2 separate regions of the Homo sapiens genome follow, and region 2 is linked to region 1. The links are chromatin loops, found by intact Hi-C in ENCODE. Cell type or tissue: heart right ventricle. All regions are shown on one strand. Links, peaks and the distances in the headings refer to the core of each region. The heading gives the core; the rest is flanking DNA.

Region 1 (10,707 bases), core at 1,831-9,830:
GATACTTCTTGTGAGGACCAGTTACAGCTCCAGGATGTAAAGCTCACAAAAATGTAGGGATCATCCTTTGTTTGGGTCTCCCTGGAGTGTTTTAATCTCAGACTTGTCCACTCCAAGCCTCCATTAACTTGTGAATTTCCATGCAGGTTTTCCCACCTGAAGAAAGTTCCTGTGATTTTTGTCCTGGTAAATTGTGATTCTGTGTCCCCCTGTCTGTCTCTCCCATTTGGTGGACAGAATTTGCCCCATGAGCTTATTTCTCTGAGCGATCCAAGAAGAACTGTTGATTCATCATTTTGTTCAGTTTTTTTACTTCTTGTTGGGATGAAGTGCTGGCCGCTAAGCTCCTTACATGCTGGACTGAAACCCAGAAGTTAACGGCTATGTTATCATCTTTTGTAATTATCTTCTTTTCTTAGAATTGTAAGTTTTAAATGTAGTAAAAGTAGAGATTTTTAAAAATAAATGGGTTATCATAGACTCCTAATGTAGACTTTCTTTTTGACAAACTCAAGAATAAAAGTTGGAAAGTAAAACTTTGCTTGATATAAGGAAAAGTAATTTTATTGAAGTGGCAAATAGAAAAAGAATACAATTTGTTAATGGTATTATGATGACACAATATTATTCACTACATTAAAATGAAATTAAAAGTCCTAAACTCTTTCGTGAATATTATTTCCAAATAATTCTAATGAAAGTACATCAGTGCATCAAAGGTCAAAATGTTCACTATACTAAATAGGCTTAAAGCAACATGATTCTATGTTACTGTGTGCCTTAGAAAAGCAGTAGCTCCGACGTTAAATTGGGCACTTTGAGAAGTTGCATTTATTCTTTCTGATTAGTAAGATAGAATTTGGTCTAGTTCGGTAGTAACTTGCTAAATTAAGGGTGAAGATTAGAAGTGCCCTACTAGCTCACTTAATGAACAAAGGAATTACAGTCAGATGGTAAATATTTTATTTTTAAGTCGCTTAACTTTAAGTTTCATTGTCTGTATAATAATAATACTAAAAATAATAATAGTTATTATTATAGAGTTGAACTAAAAATTTAGCCACCTGGCTTGTTTTAAGCCTTTGACATTCACTTAGTTACTAAGTTACTTAAATGACATTTTGTATGAAAGTCATTTTCTTGATCAGAAACTGTTCCCCACTAAACCCATTTTCATTTTTGTTGTTTTAGAAAAACATGTTGGGCATTTTTTGTAATATTATAAAATTAATTATATCTGCAGCCCACAATATGTAACACACTTTTTACATCCTAATTTCTGAGTAAAGTAGGGCAAAAGGAGATAAAAATATGCAAGAATGAAAATCACTATTATCTTAAATGCTTTATTATACACTTCACTTTTCATAGTGGAAAAATAAACATGTCTTACAGTCAAAGAAATAGTAGAGGCACAAATATAGTAGAAAAGCAAATCATGAATTTTCTCCCATTTGTGGAAACTGATGGTTTAAGTCTATCCAAAACAAACCTCAATATTTAGCAAAGAAACTCTATCTAATGCATTTATTTGGAAGGGATTTTGATAATATCTATATAAATTTATGGGTTATTTTGGAAAATCTTCCTTTTCAGGGATACTGATTTCACTGTGGCTAAGCAGCTGCTTATGACCTTGAACAAAGCAGAAGTGTTGGAATGCCTTCCTGCTGTCTGTATGGACCTGCTCTTGCCAGTTACTGCACAAAGAAATAGTTTAATTCCACTTGGAATACAGGTATGTCTGGGTTTCAGGAAATAATAGAGTACTGTTGATTAATTGTGAACCAGAACAAATAAGCCACAAGAGGGCATATTTTTCTTTATTTCGTCACTCATACACAAATAAGGCTTGCCTCAGCTGGGTATCACAGGAATTCCCTCCTCAACCTCATTTTCTTAGAAGAATACACTGTATCTAAAACATGCTGTAAGGGTAGAATGGTGGTAGTATGAAAGTATTTTTAAAAAGAAAACTTAAAGATGATTTTTTATATTGTGCATAGGAAAGTTGTTTATTTTTCCTTAAAATCCTTCCTTGGGGATTGTTTATTGATATAAGTACATTGTTACAAATCAAACACAAAAAGCCATTTATCTGACTAAATTATCCCAATCTGCAACAACCATATAGACTCCTATATCAGGCGTGGAAAACCGTTCCAAATTCTAGTGAATGTTGGTAGTCAAGAAGGATTTTCTTTTCTGAAGTCTCAGGATTTGGGCCAAAGAGGCTGGACTGTGTTTTTATTTTTATTTTGAAGCACATTCCTGCTGAACTTAATTATTCACCACACCCCAACCCAGCTAAGTAAATATAGCCTTAAGATTCTGGCTTGGACAGTTTTGAAAAATAGCTGATTTTTTTTTCTTTTCTTTTTTTAAGAAAAGTCTCTATAGCAGGGTGAAATATTCTACAGAGGGCATCAAGTCAGAAGTCATAAGGAGCTGAGTGATAACTATGTCTTCCTTGGCCCTGGTTTCCTTGTGTCTAACATGAGGGATAGAAGGTTTTGAGGTGTCTTCTGACTATGAATGTTTATGATTATTTATGATTTTATAAGAGTTTAAAACTTAAAAGTATGAAGCAAAGTTTGGACAGTTTTACATACCAATTAACTAAAGATAAACTGTTTTCTGTCTTTATCTGATGATGAGAAGCAGGGATGCATTTACTTCTGAGAGTTCTATGTATTATAATTAATACAGAAATAAAAGATGAAAGTCAGGTGTGTTTTTTTCCCCACCATTAAACACATCAGATGATTTTATAATGTAAATATCTAATGATCCAGTGATGAGTGTATTGCTACGATCAAATGAAATAGATGGAAAAAAATACCTGGAGTTTATAAGAAGAAAATAGCTAATAGAAGATAAGGGGCTGGGTGAGCTGCTTTAAACTCATGCACTCACTTGTTCCAACTAGATGTAACTTAACATACACGCCGATTTTCTTGGATGAGGATAACAACATTTCTTATCAGTCAGTGCTGATAAGGTGATATATGAGAAAACGTTTATAAGGTGATATTTATTATAAGACAGAGAGGTTTTCTGAATGACTAAGGTATGACTAGTTTTAGAGAAGTAAACATTAAAATGACATGCTTTTTAACACAATTTTTCTTGTTTGCCTCTGTGTATAAACTTTGAGGTCTCCTTCATCAATAATTTTCTTTCAAATTCACCAAATTTTCATTTGATTTGTGAATATAAAACTGTTCAGAGAGAACTAGGATTGTAGATTTTGTTGGTTTTAGTATCTTCTGCTGAGAGGACAGCCAAATCTTCTGCTAGATTTAAGCTCTGGACCCAGTAATTACCTTTCTCCTGTCTTCTGTTCAGAGGTAGCTATATGTGGAATTGGAGAAGCCTACAATATGTCTATTCTACCCTAACCCATCCCTGCTGCCTTCTCCCATGGCTCTCAACATAGATGGATGATTACTGAAATTCTACAATTAGAATTTTATTCTTTGGATTTGTTTGGCATTAAATGTGATCCTTTGAGAAATAGTGTATTTCATATTGCCTAACACATATTACTACCATAAAATGAAAATTACTTACTCATATTATATTTGTGAGCCCAAATAGAGATGGGTGAGGAGTAGTATGTCTCAGAATAGCCTAGATTCTCAAGGCACACAATTTATTTATTCAATAATGTTTCCAAGAACATGAAAGTTATTTGTTTTCTTTCCTTTTTCTTTTTGTTTGTATTTTTCCCCTTGGACTGAAACAGGCATACAAGCAACAATTAGGTGGTTTTAACTGATGATATACACATCGCTTTCAGTGAAATTAAGGCTCACTCGTTAAATCTTGAATAGTCACCCTTGAAGACAAACTAAACTGCACAATACACCTTGTATTTTAGCAAAACTTTTTGTAAAATATACTTTTTTTCCCACTGGGTTTTATTTTAAGAATTTAGATAGGGTATTAGCCCTATAGGACAGAATACCAAATTGCTTTTGATGAAAGTAGATCTCAAACTCTTAGAAAGGGTTGTTAAAACTATCTTGGTGGGACCCTATACAGTTATTAGAAATTCAGAAATAAATCCAGTGACTGAATATTAACATTATTTCTACTGTTTTTATTAACTCGTTTAACACACAAATATTTGTTAAGCACCTAACACATTCAAGACATTCAGGGAAGCAGCCTGAAGATTACGGAGCCATGGACACAGCTGAGGCCATTCATCACATTGGGCAACATATTAACAGTTGATTCCATCTGCTTTGTGCTCAGAGTCATTAAAAGGAAGGAAAGCACAGAATTCACGTTCCAGATGTTGTTTTCTCATGATATGTTCAGGATACTCTGGTAAATTCTGTCTAAATTTGAAGTCTGAGCATCTCAAACTAAATCAGTACAATACAATGTCACAGGCATTGTATTAGAGGCTGAAGAAACAAAGACACAAAACAGCCAACACTTTTGTATGGGATGCAGACACATGCATAACTAATTATAATATAAAGTGAAAAGAGCTTATTATAGTAGTGAAATCAAAGTGCTTTGGGAAAACAGGAGGGAGTGATTAATTCTGTAAGGGCTTTATGGAAAGTATTGAATGGTAGCAAAGGAAGGTGTCATTTGGTTTAAGCATATTAAGCTACAACTTAAAAGAGAAAGGAGGAAAATGGGAAATCCAAAGTTAACCACAATTCTAGTTAAACACAAAATTCTGGCCAATAAACTGACAAAATTATTTAAAAGTTTAAAAATAGAGATTTTCTAAAAATCAAAAACTACTTACTATAAACCCACCATATACGGGAGAAAAAAAGAGATATTTTATTTGCACAATGACATTGCAATTTGCATGGAAGTGCAATGACATATACAAATGAAAATAATATAAACACATAGAAACATACAATAAACAATTGCATGACTATGTACAGAATGAGTGGTATAACATTAAATATAAAGCATTCAGAAAAAAAATAAAAGTTGCTATAGTTTGAAATAGTCTACGAGGATTTAAAATTTTTTTCTCTATCCAAAGAGGGTATTTATGGGGTTGATTGGTTGTGAGTCCAAACCAAGGTTATAGAGATGGGGCAGCATGAGACACAAGAAAGAGCCTTGGTCAGATTTGAGAAACCTGAGCCTTTCCTTAGCCTGACTCTGCCATCAACCATTTATAACTTAAAATGACTCCTTTAGCTTCTGTGGCCCTCAGCCCTCTGCCACAGATAAAAGGTCAAATGAAGAATGTCTTCCACCCCTTTCAGTTATTCCATTACTGCATTTGTCTGTTCACCATCTCCAAATCAAGATATCTCTTGTTACTTGCTAAGGAAGCTTTGGGACCCTACACCTTGTGCTCTTAAATCAAGCTGACAAATGCAGGATCCCGTGGCTGCTTGCTTTCCATGTCTCTACCTCATGTCAGATTTATGTTTGGGACTAAGGGCAAGGTGTGTGACTATAAACCTGGATATCCCATCACAAAGGATTTACCATGCAGCTAAAAATGCCTAACGTACAGGGCTCACCAAATGCACAGGCCTTTTTAATGTCCCTGACGGTGGCCTCATGAACTCTCATTGTCATATATTTTTGCAGAATCTGTAGAAGTGAGATATTTCTGCATTACTTTTGCTTAAAGAGGATCCTCTATTCCAATTGCATAGGATCCAGGTTCATCAAAACTTAGATCTTCTCGTCATTATATACTTCTAAGTTCCTACTGTGTGAATAAGGGGTGCAAAAATCTAAAAAACTCCCGAAGACAAGGATATGAGGCACACCTCTTTGTAGGTCTGGCGTAAGGGAAAGAGGAAGAAAGGATTACATTCTACTCGTTTTTATCTCTCCCTGTTTGGTCTTAATCGGGTGCCAGCCCCTTAACGGAGGGTTGATCCCTGTTCCTCATCCCTATGCCTGCCTTGTCAAGGCCATTAACCGTGGATTGAGGTTTTACATAGTGGAACGCAGGTACTGTTTTGTGGGATTAGCATTTTTAGGACGGTGTTTGTGGTCACTCTCCCTGTTTCTTCCTCATGGGGTCCCTTAACAGGTTTTATGGTATAGAGAAGGAACTAAAGAAGTCCCCAAGTCACCCAGAAGGAAGATCAGACGTTAGAGGTTGCTTTACACATAGGGTGCCCTGTCCTGATAAACATCCGTCAGCGCTTGGCCAGGGCTACCTCTAAATCCACGCTGCTGGCAGCCTCCGCGCAGCAGGGATGAACTTCTGCACGCTTGGGAGTTCTGGCGTGCGCAGTGGAAGGAGGGGGCGAGGGCTGGGGGAGGAGATCGGAAGGGGAAAGGTAATCCCCGGCGTTTTCAGCATCCTCTTTTTAGAAAGACTGAGTCTCTCCCAGGACAGCTGCTGCGGTCACACCACAAACTTAAAAGCCGCCCTCCTGTTTGGAGCGTGCCTTTCCTCGCCACCCTCTCCTCCCCAAAGCTCCAGCTGGTGCCTTGCTCTCCGCCTGTCCTAGCGCGGCTCTCGGGGGAGGCAGCAGCGCCCCCTGCCTCCCGGCCTGGCCCCTGCGGCCGCAGCTTCCCGGCTCTGCCAGGGCTGCCGGCGGCTCCGCTTGCTCAGCCAGGGCTGCGGCTCAGAGGAACGCGCGCCGGTGCCCCGGGTTGCCGCGCCGCTGGACCTCAGCCTGCATCCCGTTCCCCTCTCCCTGAAAAGGCACCAGGAAAAGAGAGAGGGAGAGAAGAGTTCACAGCAGGTAAGTCTGGTTTGGGTCACCTGCTACTCCAGTGGGAGGGTGTGCTGGAGACCGCGGTGCTAAGCGGGGATAGCCGGGATTTGGGGGTGGCTGTGGGTCCGAAGTGGAGGACGAGCATGGTTTGGGAGATAAGGAACCGTCCTGAGACAGAGAAGGCTCCCGGGAGCGGACAGAGAGTGGGCGAAATCGGTGCGCAGTAATCGCGGCGCCAGCTTCAGCGCGGCCCCTGGGGCGCAGTCCCACCCCGCCTCAGCAGCTGCGGAGCCTTCTGACGAGCCTCCGCCTGGCAGCACTGCACAAAGTTTTCCTCCTGAGACGCGTCCAGGAACTTTGCTCTCTCCCTGGCTTCCTGGTTCCCCCACCACCCCTCCTGGTCTGGGCAGCAGAGAGCGTCTATGAATGTGTCCCCGGCTTCCGCAGGCTGCAGGTTCATTTGGAGACGCTTTAGTCGGGAACATCCGGGGAGTACTTGACCAAAGGGCATCTGCGCCCTCGCTCGCTCCTTTCCTTGTTGGTCTGGGAGAAGGGAAAGGGGCAAGGAAGAAGGAAGGGAAGCGTGGTGGTTTTTGTTGTAGCGTTTTGGAAGAGGAATGGGCGACGCCTTTTTCTTCGCCGGGGAATCGCGACGTTCCGTCTGATGGAAGTGTGCATCCTTTTAGATTTAGAGGGAAAGTTGGAGTCAAACAGCAGCCACAAAGCTGGCTGTCTGAAATGTGGTTAAGGCAAAACACTCGGGGGATCTCTTTGTAGTAGTGGGCTTGGCTCGCTTTGGAAAGGCCGGATTTGACTCGTGCTGGGCATTTAACCAGGAGTGCGGTCCCCAGGGTGTTTCCTCCCGGCTTCTGCCCAACGAGCCTGGAGTTAATGCGTTAATGGGCTACCCTGGTAGCGCACGGGCCGTTTTCGGCACTGTTTCTCCTTCTCTGATGACTCGAGTTCAACCTCCTGGGCTGAGTTGCTTTGCCTCCGTCACAGTGCAAGGAGGGAAGTTGACAGGAGGAGGAGACGCCGCGCTGTGGCAGGGAGCTTTGGGATCCAGGGGACTGGAAGAGAGCCGCGCGCCAGCAGCTGGGGCCGCTGGTGTCCGGGATTCCGAGTTATGGGGACAGGAGTTAAATAGCCGAACTTTCAGCGATTTCGCCTCGAGCGAAGCGGTAATAAAAGGCAAGCTTCTGTGCGTGGACTCTTATTTCATCACCAAAACCCCACCACTTTCCGTTTAGCTTAGTGCTATTTGCACAAGCAAAAGAAGAGGGGAGAAGACCTAAACTTTCCGGTTTAGCCTAAAAAGGGTTCTCCTGCATGTGTGCGCTAGCGGGGGATGGCGGGGTGGGGGCGCGCAGAGACGAGGGGGAGGATCTCCTAACAGAGAGGGAAGGGTTGAGGCGGAGGTAGAGGAGAGGTCTGAGACATCTCCTGGGTCTGGTGCTGCTGCTATTGTGTAACCATGGCAACCGCGGGGGCAGGGGTGGTCAGAGCCTTCCCAGTTCTGCACGTGGAAAGAAAAATGTGAAGGGCAGAGAAGGGAGAGAGCCACATGTCATCACTCCAGTGATGCCTTGCCTTCTCCTTTTTGTTCTCCTTTTCCTTCTCCTTTTCCTTCTCCTTTTCCTTCTTCTCTGAGGCCAGATAGCAAGGAGGATGAGCAAGAAGACACACATGTCATCACTCCAATGATGCCCTCCCTTCTCCTTTTCCTTCTCCGAGGCCAGACAGCAAGGAGGATGAGCAAGAAGATCGGGGTTGGGAGTGATCAGCCCCAGCTGGCCACTGCTTTAACCCAGTCGGGTCTTAGAGTCTCTGAGACTCGCCCCAGCGGATAAGACGGGTCAGGGGTGCCATCGCTGACAGGCGCAAAGTGATGGCCCTGGTCAGGGAGATGGGCAATGACCTTGGCTCTTGGAAGGGAAAGGCCAGGAAATACAGGAAGGTGATGTGGGACGAGATAAGAGTAGGGTCAAGGGCTGACAGACAGTAAAACAGTACTGATTCGAATTGCCAAAATTTCCAATGGAATTTGCCCAATTGTGAAATGGAAAGTTCCTAGAGAAGGGAAGAAACATTTATCAAACACCTATTGTGTTTCAGGTGCTGTGAACTTTATCACAATTAATATCCTCAACAATATGATACAAGTGTCATTATTCTCTTATTCTTTTCTTTTTGAACAGAAAAGAAAAAAAAAACAAAGACATAAAGATTTATAAATGGGTATTGTCCCATTTTGGCTTTTATGTTCTTAATGAAGAACCGTAATTCTTAAAAAAAAATTGTATTGCTGGGGGAATAAGCTAGGTAGTTATTATTTTAGAGATGATAATAAATGAGATGCAAAAATGTTGCTTGATGTGCCCAAATATAAGCTAGTAAGGGCACGAACTGAGATACGAACTGTTTTACCTGGGTGTGGGTCTCCTTTCAGAAACTTCAAGAAAGTTGTCATGACCCCACTTAATGGGAGGGCTTTCTAAGGTCAGTTATGATGCTGTATCTGTATCTGTTATCATTTACATGTGGAGAACACTCAAAATTTTAAATGCAATTCATGGTTGAGAATGAGAATGAACCACATCAAATCGATAAGCCCAGAATCGTATGTATGTGATATTAATGATCTATTCATACCTACAGGTTTCATTTTCCTTTGTAGGAATTATTAGTTTCTTTAACAATGTCCGTAAAGGAAAAAAAAAAGAAAAAGAATTTATCAAACAGAAATCCCATGGTTGTATTAAGAACATTTCCTGAGATTAGTTAGGTTTTCCTCAGTCTACTTATTGTCCTCATGACCTGAATACCTAAAAATTTACTTCGTATTTCAGTACCATTGGTTCACTTTTGTAGTTCACTCTGGTTACTTTCCTGTTGATGTTCTGAGATGGGAGGTTAAGAAAAAGTATCTGGCAATGTAAAATGTTTTGGAATTATCGGGAAACTATCATCAACACTAGCAGAAACTAACGATAAAAGATAGAAAAGTAATTGCTGTGGCTTTCTTTTGCCTTTCACCAGAATTGCCTTCATAGGTAAGTCTTTACTAATGATTTGCTTTATATTTTGCAGAGGAAAAATACACAAAGAAAAACTGAATTTGTAATCTCTCTTTTATGTGTGGGGAAGACTAGTAAGCGTGGGAATGGGAATTATTTTTGGTGGCAGGGAAGGTCAGGAATATGAACAACTAGAAAGGCAGAGGAAGCATATCTTCTACTGTTTCCGACAGGCTAACAGACCGGACTTCAGGTTTGAACTTGAGTCACCAAGCTGATTTACTCTCACATATTTTTCTTTTCCAAAACTAAAAAGGATATTGCTTGGGGTTGAAGTTAAATTAATTCAAGAAGTTTCATAGTCTCCAGTTATTCTTCATACTGTGCTCTCAATCCATTGCATGGATATTTGTTAACTATCAAAAGGGTTATCATAAACCAGAGGTGTCTCTGAAGATAACTTCGGGGGTTGGCAAGCATCTCTGTGTCTCAGTGTCTGTTTACTGTGTTAACAAAGCTACTGGGCTAACTCATTACTATTTTTATTATGCCTGTGTAATATCAAATTCTCAATCTCAAGGGGAAGACATTCTGACTGGTGCTAGTTTAATGAATATTATGTCTTCGGGTTGTTTGTTATAACTTCATTATTTTGGAAAAGCAAATGTTGACTCTGAACTTTGCTGTTCTGTCTGGGCGGTTCAATACATTGCTGACACATGTTCCTTCAGAATCATCCTTGTCAATTAATAAATAATTTTCTTCATGAACAAGAGTAGCCATAGGCTTGTTTTGAAAAGTTATTATTATTCTTCCTCTAAACATCTGGAGTGGTACAGAGTACTTAAGTAAAGTAGCATTTCAACACTCCATAACATAATCCTTGAAAGGAGAAACAAATATTCACATTTGTGGAATAAGTCATAATAACAATAATAATAATGATGATTTACTATGGGCAATAACATTGATCACATTCCTTCCCACCTCAAAATGTGGTTTTAAAGCAA
Region 2 (10,707 bases), core at 1,419-9,418, 120 kb after region 1:
AACAAAAAAAAGTCACAAGTGCTGAAAGGGAATTTAGATTTAGATGGAGCTAATTAGCAACTTGGGACTGTCAAGAAGCCCTGGGGCAGTCAAATTTACAAGTTCCATGAATAAGAGAATTATGGGTAAACAGGGGCATTGAACCTTGAGTTTTTAGCTGGTCTGGCGTACAGGTAATTGTATGGCAGCCCTGCTTGAAAATTGTTAACTTTTTTAATGAATCATTAGTCCCAAGAAATCATTGTACTTCTAGAGGGAGTTTAGAAGGACCTTCCATTTTCAAATAAATAAGGCTCCTCCTAAGGTGGCTGGGAAGAGGGAATAGCAATACACAAAAGGAGCGGAAAAAGGTATACTTCAGGGACTGCTATGCAGTGTGGCTGGGGCAATGGGAAGAAACAGGGAAAGCTAAGATGAATCCCAGATTCCTGACTTTGCCAGTGAGTTGAAGAGTGGTGTTATTTATTGAGGTGAGAGTAGTAGCAAGTTTGAGGGAAATATGGTGAGTTAGTTTTGCACATTCTGCATTTGTGGCATGTTCAGTAGGTCATGCCAAGTGGGCAACTGGAGCTGGAATTTAGGAAGGAAGTCAGTGCTGCTGTCAACAACTTCTAATAGTAAGTTGAGGACAGATGGCCATAGTTTGAAATATGGTTCCAGTCATTTACTAACTCCATGGCTGTATGCATACTGTATAAACTTTCTATGCTTCTGCTTATTCAGTAAAATAATGATAATAGTAACTATTTCACAGAGTTATTTTGAGAATAAAATGAGAAAATGATTGTATACTATTTGGCATAGCACTTGCTTCATTCTAGTCACTTAACATTCATCCATTTCTAGATAACAGAAACACAGAAAGGTAAAGAGGCATGGATGTACACAATATGTATATTTTACATATTTCTATAAAATAATATTTGTATCCCACAGTGCTGGGAAAACTTGAAAGCTGTTTAATGCTTGGCTTGGTATCATTTCCTCTGGGACCTCCCCTGTGCTGCTGCAGATCGTATCTTTAAATAGGCGTGATATTAACAATAATGTTGCTGAGTTGTGATAAATAAATGTTTTCTTACTAGCATTCCTACCTACTTGTATCATCTTTACTTCTCTGCCCATATTTCCATCTGTGTAGCTCAGACAGGTGCTTTTTGCATAATTAATCAAGAATAAGGAACTTCATAGAAGCAATCTTATAAAGTTGAAGTCTCAAAATACAGAGCACCATTAATTCAGTCAGTTTATTTCAGGAAGCACATGGAATCATCCATTATTTTTTATATTATTTTCTTGTATGAGTCCTTGACTGGCTCAAGGAAACTTGCTTTCTTGTTATCTCCTATTTCCAGTAGATTATAAAGGTACCATTATTATTTGTATTAAAGTGTGTTTACTTAAAATTATGAACCATAAATTTTTAACCAGGCTATTTAAATTGCTATTAGTGTTTAGTATTTTTTTAAATGAGGCAATAGTTACTATTGGTCTTGTTCAAAAGAAAAACAAAGATCTGAAGTGCAACATAACACATAATTTTCTCTGTCCCTTTTGCTTTATTGCTTGTGTTCTACATAAGTTGCACTGAATGGTCCTTTTTTATTACATGTGTGTTCTGATATAACTTCATAGATACATCACCTAGACAGAATGTCTGAAGTGCAGGATTTCTCTAACTAGTGCATACACAGAGTGAGTCATCATCCTTTCTGCTGGATGGTAGTGTTGTCATTGTTATGAAACACTCAATCTCATGGGGCCATATTCATTATACATTCATATTTTTTCTTGGAAAGTTCAACTTAAGATGTTATTTATTTTCCCAAATACTAAAAGTCTGCCAATGTCATTCTGTCTGTGGTCACTATTATAAAAATAGATGTTTCAGCCAAAATAACTATGTGGTTTAATGTGTACAGTGTTTTCGTCATAGTGAAATACTACAACAGGATTTTTTTGTTACCCAGATGTATCAACAACTTGAAAATGAACTGCCCGCCTTAGAACACTTTTATGTTACTATAATTTTAAAAACTATTACAGGGTTTAAGTCATTTGACATAGTTGAAGATGCTTAGTTATATAAATTGTAATCATTATCCTGAAAGTATGATTATTATAGCAAATCTATTTCTTAAAAGATGAAGTTGGTTTTATTAGGCTCAATAAGTTAGTCATGAAAGCTCAAGAAATATGTGTTCTTAGTGGTGATTTCGATATTGATAATTGTGGAGACTAAATGTATTGATGAGTACATTACTACTTCCATTTGAAAAATTCACTCAGTATTATATTGCCACTTTGGGCCAAGGGAGACCAAAACATGGTTATTAAGTCTTGCCAGATATATTTGCTAAAAAGTTAAGGAGTTCAGCATTATGCACATGCTATATGCTCAATTAGTTTTATCAAATTCATGAGTTGGAATTTAGTTTGTATCTCCCACATTCTTACTGTTTGTAATATTTTTAAAAAGTTCACTAGTGTTAATATTTCTCATAACAGGATATTATATTCAAACTAGACACACATAATTTGGAGTCTGGCAGACTGAAATGTCCTTTCGATCCTCAGCAGCCTTTTGCTTCAGTAATGACAGGTAAGATCAATGACAGGCAGTTCTTATCCTTAAATGGTTTTCTAAGAGTTATTTTTTGACTGAACCGCATTTTCCTATTGAGTTAAAGGTAATTTTTTACTAATCTTCCACAAGCGATTTGTTTCCATTATTTTAGTGCCAAATTTGTCTGTACTGAGCATCCTTCTCACTAAAGGAAGGCCACAGCAATCCATGGTGTCTGCACAGTTACTTTTTAAATTAACTTCTGATTGAATATTTATAATGTCAAAGAACAGATAATTACTTGTTTTATAATTTTATATTTAGATGTCTGGGGATTTTCTTATGTTGTAATATCTCCCTATCTGACTTATTATAGAAATTAAATTTGGCAATTCCATATGTGGGTAAATTAAACCAAATTAATCAAGCTATAGAATACAGATAATAGAATGTTATAACATCTTCCTTTGCAATTTCACTATAACCTGATTATATCAGTGGAAACATGAAATTTATGCTAGCATAGCTAGTCTTCTCTCACTTTGTATACATCTTAAATTCTCTTATGAGACAACTATCTTGTTCAAAGAAGCAATACTGTGTGGTCTGAAGTCTGTTCCAAGGAATGTCAGCAAGACTTCTGAATTTCAACCATTATAAGGACTCCTTTTGTCTTGGTTTGGTCATGACTTCAGTCTCTTTCTATTTAACTTGTCTGTCAAATGTTTGAATAGACGATAAGAGTGAAGCACCATGACATTTTAATTTTCACTTAGTGAGAACTAGTGATTTTGCTTTGAAGTGACAGCATGTGTGTATTTGTGTTTTTTGAAAATTATGTGACTAATGATCAGTCATTATTCTCAGAAAATGAGATAGATGGTTTGTGATTCTGCTCTGTGAAATGGAGTTGGCATACCCTTAATAAAAAAACAAAACAAAACAATAGATTGGCGGCAGTTGTTACTCTCCTGATGAATCTCCAAGTAATTTTAGGGACAAGGAAGAAGTTCGAAAGCCTGGATATTCAGATCTAATTTTTGTGTTGAAATATATTTTTTCCTAACAAAACATTCAAATACTTGCAATTTTATAGGTTTCAAAGTGACAGTTCACTTCTTTTACCAAACTTTTTAATAATGTCTTTGTTGTTATTATTTTATTCTTTTTAAAAAATATGCCCACAATGAAATATTGCCATTTATCTGATACATTGTAGGGAAATACTCTAAGAGGATGGAAGCAGTACCTTATCTATGTCTACTTTACATAGCTGGAGTTCTCTCTCTCTCTCTCTCTCTCTCTCTCTCTCTGTGTGTGTGTGTGTGTGTGTGAGCGCACATTTCCTTTAGAAGTTAGCTATTCTCATTCTTAAGGTTGAATTATCCCTGATCGTTCATTGAAAGCTTATTTAGATGGATATAAACAGGGACTACAGAAAGTATCTTAATCCCTTCTTATACAAGGCAGAATTTTAAAGATATGTTTCTGAGCAAAAATAAATTTCAGTGATAAAACAATGTATTTGTTCTCATATTTAGGCATTTATAAAGTCTAAATGCTCTGTAGGGATTTGCCATTTTTTACATTGTTCTATTAAATGTAAAGCAAAGTGGTTGACTAAGAAGTTTCTTGAAATAGTAGAGGTTTAGCTCTCAAAGAGACAACATATTCTCCTGCAGGAACAGCCTTCTTCCTGCCCCTCCGCCCCACCCCTTCCCAACACCCTGACTAACATTAGGGAACATGGATCCCTGCTGCCTTCTTCTCCTTCCCTTATGTTTTTCTCACTCCCCTTCTTTCCATCCTCTTCCTCTCTCTAATCTGCCTTTTCTCTTTTCTCTTTGTCCTCCCCTTCTCCTGCCTCCTCTTTTCCCCCTCTTCCTCTTACTTCCCTTCTTCCTCCTTCTCACCATCCCTTCTCTCCTCCTCCCTTTCCTTCTCCTGTCTTCTTTGTTCTTCTCTCCTTTCTCTCTCTTTTTCTCCTTGACATTCCCCTTCTCTCTTTTGCTCCTTTCTGTCTCTGGTGAAACAGAACATGTACTTTACACAAATAGCAGAACAAAGAAGTTTGGTATGCAGTAATGGCAACATCTTTCCCCTTTCAAGAATTCCTGTTTATCAGAACTATTAGAGACATGATTAGCTACAAGGAATGCAACATGTTATAATTACAAAGAATGACTTCAGTGCTGAAAGCTCCCTTTCACCAGAGGTTAGGCAAAGAAAATTTGTGGTCATTGAGGTTGTGTCAGTTAAGTAAATACTAATCACACAATCCATTCCTCATTATGGCATTTAGCTTTTCATATTTTTTGTGTCTTATTCTAAAGAGGAACTCTTAATTATGACATTTATTTGAATTATTTGTGGGGAGAAGAGAAAGAGGAAACACTTATTATTTATTCAAAAGGGAAGCTAATGCATGTGCAATTATTAATTCAGAGAATTTGGCCTGTTTATATTCAAGTATTCAGCATCAGCTTACCAAAGTAAATTGAGTTATCTTTTCTTCAACTGAGATAAATTTTCAAAATCTGTGAAATTTATGAAACAATACATTCTGATATTAAGAAACAAACATCTTTGGTGTCATGCTGTGAAATTTGTACATGTTAAATAGCATCTACTGCTGTACTCTTAAAAGTTCTGTGTACTTTTTTCTCCCTCTCAGATGAGTACCTCTACTCTGGAACAGCTTCTGATTTCCTTGGCAAAGATACTGCATTCACTCGATCCCTTGGGCCTACTCATGACCACCACTACATCAGAACTGACATTTCAGAGCACTACTGGCTCAATGGTTTGTGATTTTTTTTTGTTTACTTTTGATTGTCTTGCTTTGGTTTAAGATAGATAAGAAGTGTATTATTATTCATTCAAATGTGTTTTGGAATAATTAATTTAGCTCAACATTATAAAATACATTTGAAATAATTCCCCACTAAGAAAATCTCCAAAACCTTTTGTTTATATAGTAATACATAATATTTATTGAGTGTCTGCTATTCCTCAACACTCTTCTGTGCTCTAATTAATATTTTAAATATTCACAATGACATCTGGGATATATCATTATTTTATTCTTTAATACGCATAAACTATTATGCTATAAAAATACTGAAGTACAGAGAAATAATTTGGTCAAGGTCTTATAACTTGTCAGATGCAGAGTGAGAATTCAAGCAGGCAATCTTACTCTTGCAGTCTGTGTAAAGACCAAGGCATGTACTGTCTGTTAGCCCAATGAACTCGGGTTAGATTGTAATGGTAACTTCTGTTGCTTAAAAATAATATACACTTGGGTTAAGACATTTCTCTTCAAAATTTTAAGCATATTAATATTGACATAATTTTGTCTGATTACTATTTTAAGAATCATACAATATTTTGAGTTTCAAATTTTTTAAAAAACATAAGAATATTATAAATGAGTTTATTTAATTAATCCAAGGAACACTACAAGGCACCTAACTCCACCCCACTCCCCACCACCGCCTTACAACAGATCAAATTTTATCATGATTCTCTAACATGTGATTTTATTCCATTGCATGGCAGAATGACATAACACTGTAATTTAAGCAGGCAGGCATTTTTCATTCCCATAATAAATATTGGGCCTTAGTGAAGGAGGCGAGGGTAGAGATTTCCTAGGGTCTATCTCTCTATCTCTCAGTGCCTTTTAAGCAGTGACAACATAAACAAAAGGAAAAACACTTTGAAAACATTTCTTTAGTCAAAAACTCCAGATCTATTTGTTTATACAACAATGTGATTCTCATCAGCCAAAAAAAGTACCCTTAATAGGTAGTCTTAAAAGGGAAAACAAATATAGAATATCCATGACTACGTGATTACCCATTAATTTCTTAACACACATGCAAAGCAAAGCTATCTTTTTGTGCATTGTCAGATTTTTGTGGAATTATTTGGTTTGAGAGTAACTTCTTAAATGTCACCTATAGAATAGCTTAGATACCTATTTGAGTAAAAAGATATTTTTATGGCTTAAAATGAAGTATAAGATTGTATCTCTGTCTTGGGATGGCAAATATCATGTTTCTCCTCTTCTAAAAGACAGTAGTATTTTTTCCATTACTGTAACATATTCATTAATAAGTCAGCAGCATTGTCAATACAATAAATGTAGGAAATATGCATTCAATTATTATTTGCCTAGATATGCTATTTTTAGTACTGTATGAAGAAGATTAGAGATTAGGAAGCCTTTGAATTGGTTTAACAATTTCCTTAATAAACAACTTCTGAGACCCTATTGCCTACTGGGTGCTATTCTACCCTTGTGGCCTGCATAGATAGATAGGGGAGGGTCACCGACCTCAGGGATGATGAACGCCTTGCTCAGCCTGAAGCATAAAGCGGGAGTAGGAGACAAGGCTACAAAGCTGTAAATATTATCTTGAAACCATGATGGCTTACTTTTTAATCAAGGAGTCAGAATTTTGTTTTTCTAAAGGTAACTTACAAAAACAATAGCATGTTTTTTAATAGCATGAATGGAAGACTAAAGAAGGACGAGGACAGAGAGACAAGAGGCCACTGCATGAAAATAGGGAAATGAGAAAGGGACAGCAACAAAAGTAGTGGAAGTATATGAGAATATACTGCAAAGAATATTTGAGAGAGAATATACTGTTTTGTAAATAGAAGAATCCAAGGACATGAGACAGAGCTCAAGAGATTTGTATGCTGGGAAAACTTTGCAATTAAAGAAGCCAGTAGAATAAAATAAATTGAAGGTAGGAGAAAAGACAAATGGTAGAGGAAGTCTCAATTGACTGACTTCAAGCAAATAATTATGATGCAGAAAAACTGACTTTTATGGTTCTAGGAGATTCAAGGCAGACTGCTTAGCAGTTAAAAGCCAGGGTGATAATATGACCTACTTTGCCCAGGACATTTTCAGTTTGCTCCTGTTCTTTTACTCTTAAAAGTGTCCCTGTTTAGACTAAAATTGATTCTGTGGAACTTATTTATTTGTGCTTAATTCCTGAATGGTGACTTTGGTCAAACTTTAATGTCCATTCAAATTCTTTGTCTGTAAATATGGAATCTATTAACAATAGAATCTATTCACAGGGCGTTATAAGGATAAAATTAAATCATATCGGGAAGTCTATTAGAAGACAATTTTAAGAGCTGAATTAGCATCAATATCATCATGATCATTATTAGGTATCATGTGGTACCATGAAGGTAGCAGTGGGAGGTAGAAGTGAGGCTAAAACCTGAATGCTGTGTGATTCTCTACTATCTCTTTAGCATTTTGTATTATTGACTGCCTTTTCATTCTCTCCCTCTACACTTCATAATTCTGTGAGCTCATCCATCCGAATAGTTTCAACTGTTTCCTGTGTTCCAGTGTTTCCTAAAATTGTATTTCCAACCTTTTCCTGTAACTAAGTGGCCTCAAAAATAATTTATTTGGATGACTTCCATTTTTATTCTAGATTAAAAGAAAAAAGATTATTGTTTTATATAAAAATCAAGATATGTAAGCCTTAGTTTTGATTGTGCTGTTAAATTGCTTTAAGGTTGTTACAAGTGGTTTAATGACCCTTTGTTTTAATTGGATTTAAAGTCTAAAATCTTGTGAATGTTATAGATCTTGTTTCTTCTTTCAAACCTGTCCTTCAATATCCATTTTCTGATTTTTATCTATTTTAACTTTCCTAACTTCATCCACCCAGTTACCTTGGAGTTATCTTTGATTCCTTCCTCTTCTTCCTCTCCTTTATCTAATCTATTTCTAAGAGCTTTTACTTCCTTGAAAATATCTGTTGACCTTGTTCTTTCTATGGTTACCATTTTCCTATAGGTCTTCATTACCTCATCTCTGGTTTATTGCCACCATTTTATTGTTTACTAACTGATCTCCCCATCTCTCATCTCTTCCCATTCAAAATTATTTTATATAATATCCATGCTAGTCCTATCTTTGGCACTTTTAAAGTGCTATTTTATTGACTGTTATAAACCTGAGAGAATTACTATTTACATTTTACATTTGATGATATATTTGATGTCAGATAATAGTTCATAGTTAAACAGCTAGCGGAGGTGAGATTGAAGCTCGAATATGTGTATCTCGCCCCTGATATTGTATCATTTCCATTGTATAATACAGTTCATCGGCTCAAAATCTGCTCTTTTGATGGCATGTCCCCTGCTCTTTGCAGCCTCACTACAAACTGGGACATATGGACATGCCATGTAGGGCAACAGCAAATCAAGGATGTGGGTCTGGTAGCAGGAAGCAGGGACAGATAGAGAAGATGGAGTTCCGCAAGCAATGAGGGAGACCTAGGCAGTCTGGCTGGAGCCAGGGAAAGCAGGGAAAGTGCAAGCAGCCATTCAGATATTTGCTGAGGGAAAGGCAGGCCAGAGCTAGAAGAGCACAATGCTTCAGGAGATTCAGTCATTCAGGAGTTCCCCAGTCCACAGAAACTAGGGCAGAGTAAGGGGAGAAATTGTAGAAATGATGATATTCTTATAATGAAGAGGGATCTGATGGACTAAGACAAAATATTGGCTTGCTCAGAGAACATTTCTGTCCTTTATGAGAAATGGGCGATTTTCCAGATACAGTCAGCCTATGGTCCAAAGTCAATGGAGTCATCTGTCTGGAGTCAGGAGTGGGAGGGGAGAGAATACAGATGAACTGCGACAAGTGAGTATTTAACTGTTAAGATGCAGATTCTAAAGAGTTATCATTTTTCATATGATGCTACATGAATCTTTTATAAATCCATTTTTATCACCGAAGCACTTAGGGGGTTTAAAATTCTTGATACAGGTGTGCATGGCATATTATGTTCTGTGCCCCACTTGGCATTAACCAGAGTGAGATCAGCTAACCACTTAACAGTGCAAGGATCCTTCTCAGAATTTTTCTAGGACTGTTTAATCCAGTTTAGACTTAAAAAGTAGGAATCCTGATTCCTTCCTTAAGATACTAATCCATCTAGCAAATACCTTACGAGGAGGATACAAAATGGCAAAGATGAAATTTTTTCATCTTTGAGGCAGTTTTCATTTGAAGTTGTAAAAAGTGTTTTTTTTACAGTATTTTTATGGGCATTTCTAAATGAAGTCTTTGATGGTTCCACACTTTGATTTATCAACTTAATCTTAAAACATATAGGAAATAGGAATATAGATGCAAACTAGGGTGTTTACTCAAATGCAGTTGAGCTTTTGTTACAATTTTAGGATAAAACTAAGAAGTGTGACCACTTGGAAGATGAAAGCGAACAATAACGCCTCAGATGCATGCAGATGTTTTTGTTTTCTTTCTTGGAATAGATGAGAACTTTTGTTTTAAATTTTCTTTTCTAACATATGGAGACAGTTTTCATTTGAAGTTTCTCTTGGGATGATCTGTTGTCTGTAAACTCTCCTTCCACATGAAAGGAGAACATCAAAAAATGATAATAGGAAAATGAGACTATAAGAAGTAATAAAAGGAAGTTAGGAACTTACTATCTATTAAATAATGCTAGTGTGCTCATCTGGGTGAAAAGAGTTTCATAGGGAGAAAGGGAAGTAGTGTGTGCTGCAGGCCACATGAGTTTATGCCATGTTCTTTTGGCAGTGCCTCTTGGTGTCATGCTAGAAGTTCATCTGAAAATGCATGATTTCAAGCTGCATTCCTACTGGGGCATGTACTCAAGTGCCAAATGGAGAAAATGTGCTATAATAAAGCCCAGGTGCCTAATGGTATAATTTTAAGTTGTTTAATTGATCAAGTATGCACTGATTAAATGATACCTATTTTTACCCAAATTTGGCAGTAAATCAGGGAAGAGTTTCTGTCATAAAATACTAACATCAGAGTTCTAAGACCGGACCTCAACAGAATCTGCAAGAAATAAACTCTGTGCTTGCAACTTGTATTTATTTTTAACTCTCAAGTATGCTTACTATTTAAATCACAGAATAAAGCACTACTTGACACTAACTCTTTTTCTCATAATTAAATTTCTTTATACAACAAACATTTAGCTTTAACACCTCCAGTATTCCCTTGCAAAACATTTTTTACAGTACTTGCAAGAGAGCCAATATTTAAGAGAGAGTTCAATAAAATCAATAATGACTGAATAAACAGAATAAGA

The links. Hi-C counts contacts between places; a loop is a spot of excess contacts. Peaks named below come from ENCODE experiments on the same cell type or tissue, not always from the same donor. Only the 100,000 strongest peaks of a DNase experiment are listed, where the experiment ranks them.
Region 2: it touches region 1 in a loop (2.4-fold over the local background); 6 of 110 quality-filtered maps call a loop at or near these places.

What each region holds. Positions count from the first base shown.
Region 1 is chr7:85,182,678-85,193,384 of GRCh38, reverse strand. It overlaps SEMA3D (semaphorin 3D), which reads left to right and starts at 6,329. Exons shown (of 19, transcript NM_001384900.1): 1 at 6,329-6,707. RefSeq lists a silencer at 6,458-6,517. In heart right ventricle, for the core only: CTCF peaks have their summits at 6,496 and 7,736; DNase peaks (open chromatin) are centred at 6,464 and 7,694; H3K4me3 peaks cover 2,536 bases; H3K27me3 peaks cover 4,373 bases.
Region 2 is chr7:85,060,086-85,070,792 of GRCh38, reverse strand. It overlaps SEMA3D (semaphorin 3D), which reads left to right. Exons shown (of 19, transcript NM_001384900.1): 7 at 2,509-2,602; 8 at 5,241-5,369. Among named protein-coding and RNA genes, the nearest start is that of SEMA3D, 120 kb to the left of the region's middle. In heart right ventricle, for the core only: no CTCF peak of the experiment used is centred there; no DNase peak of the experiment used is centred there.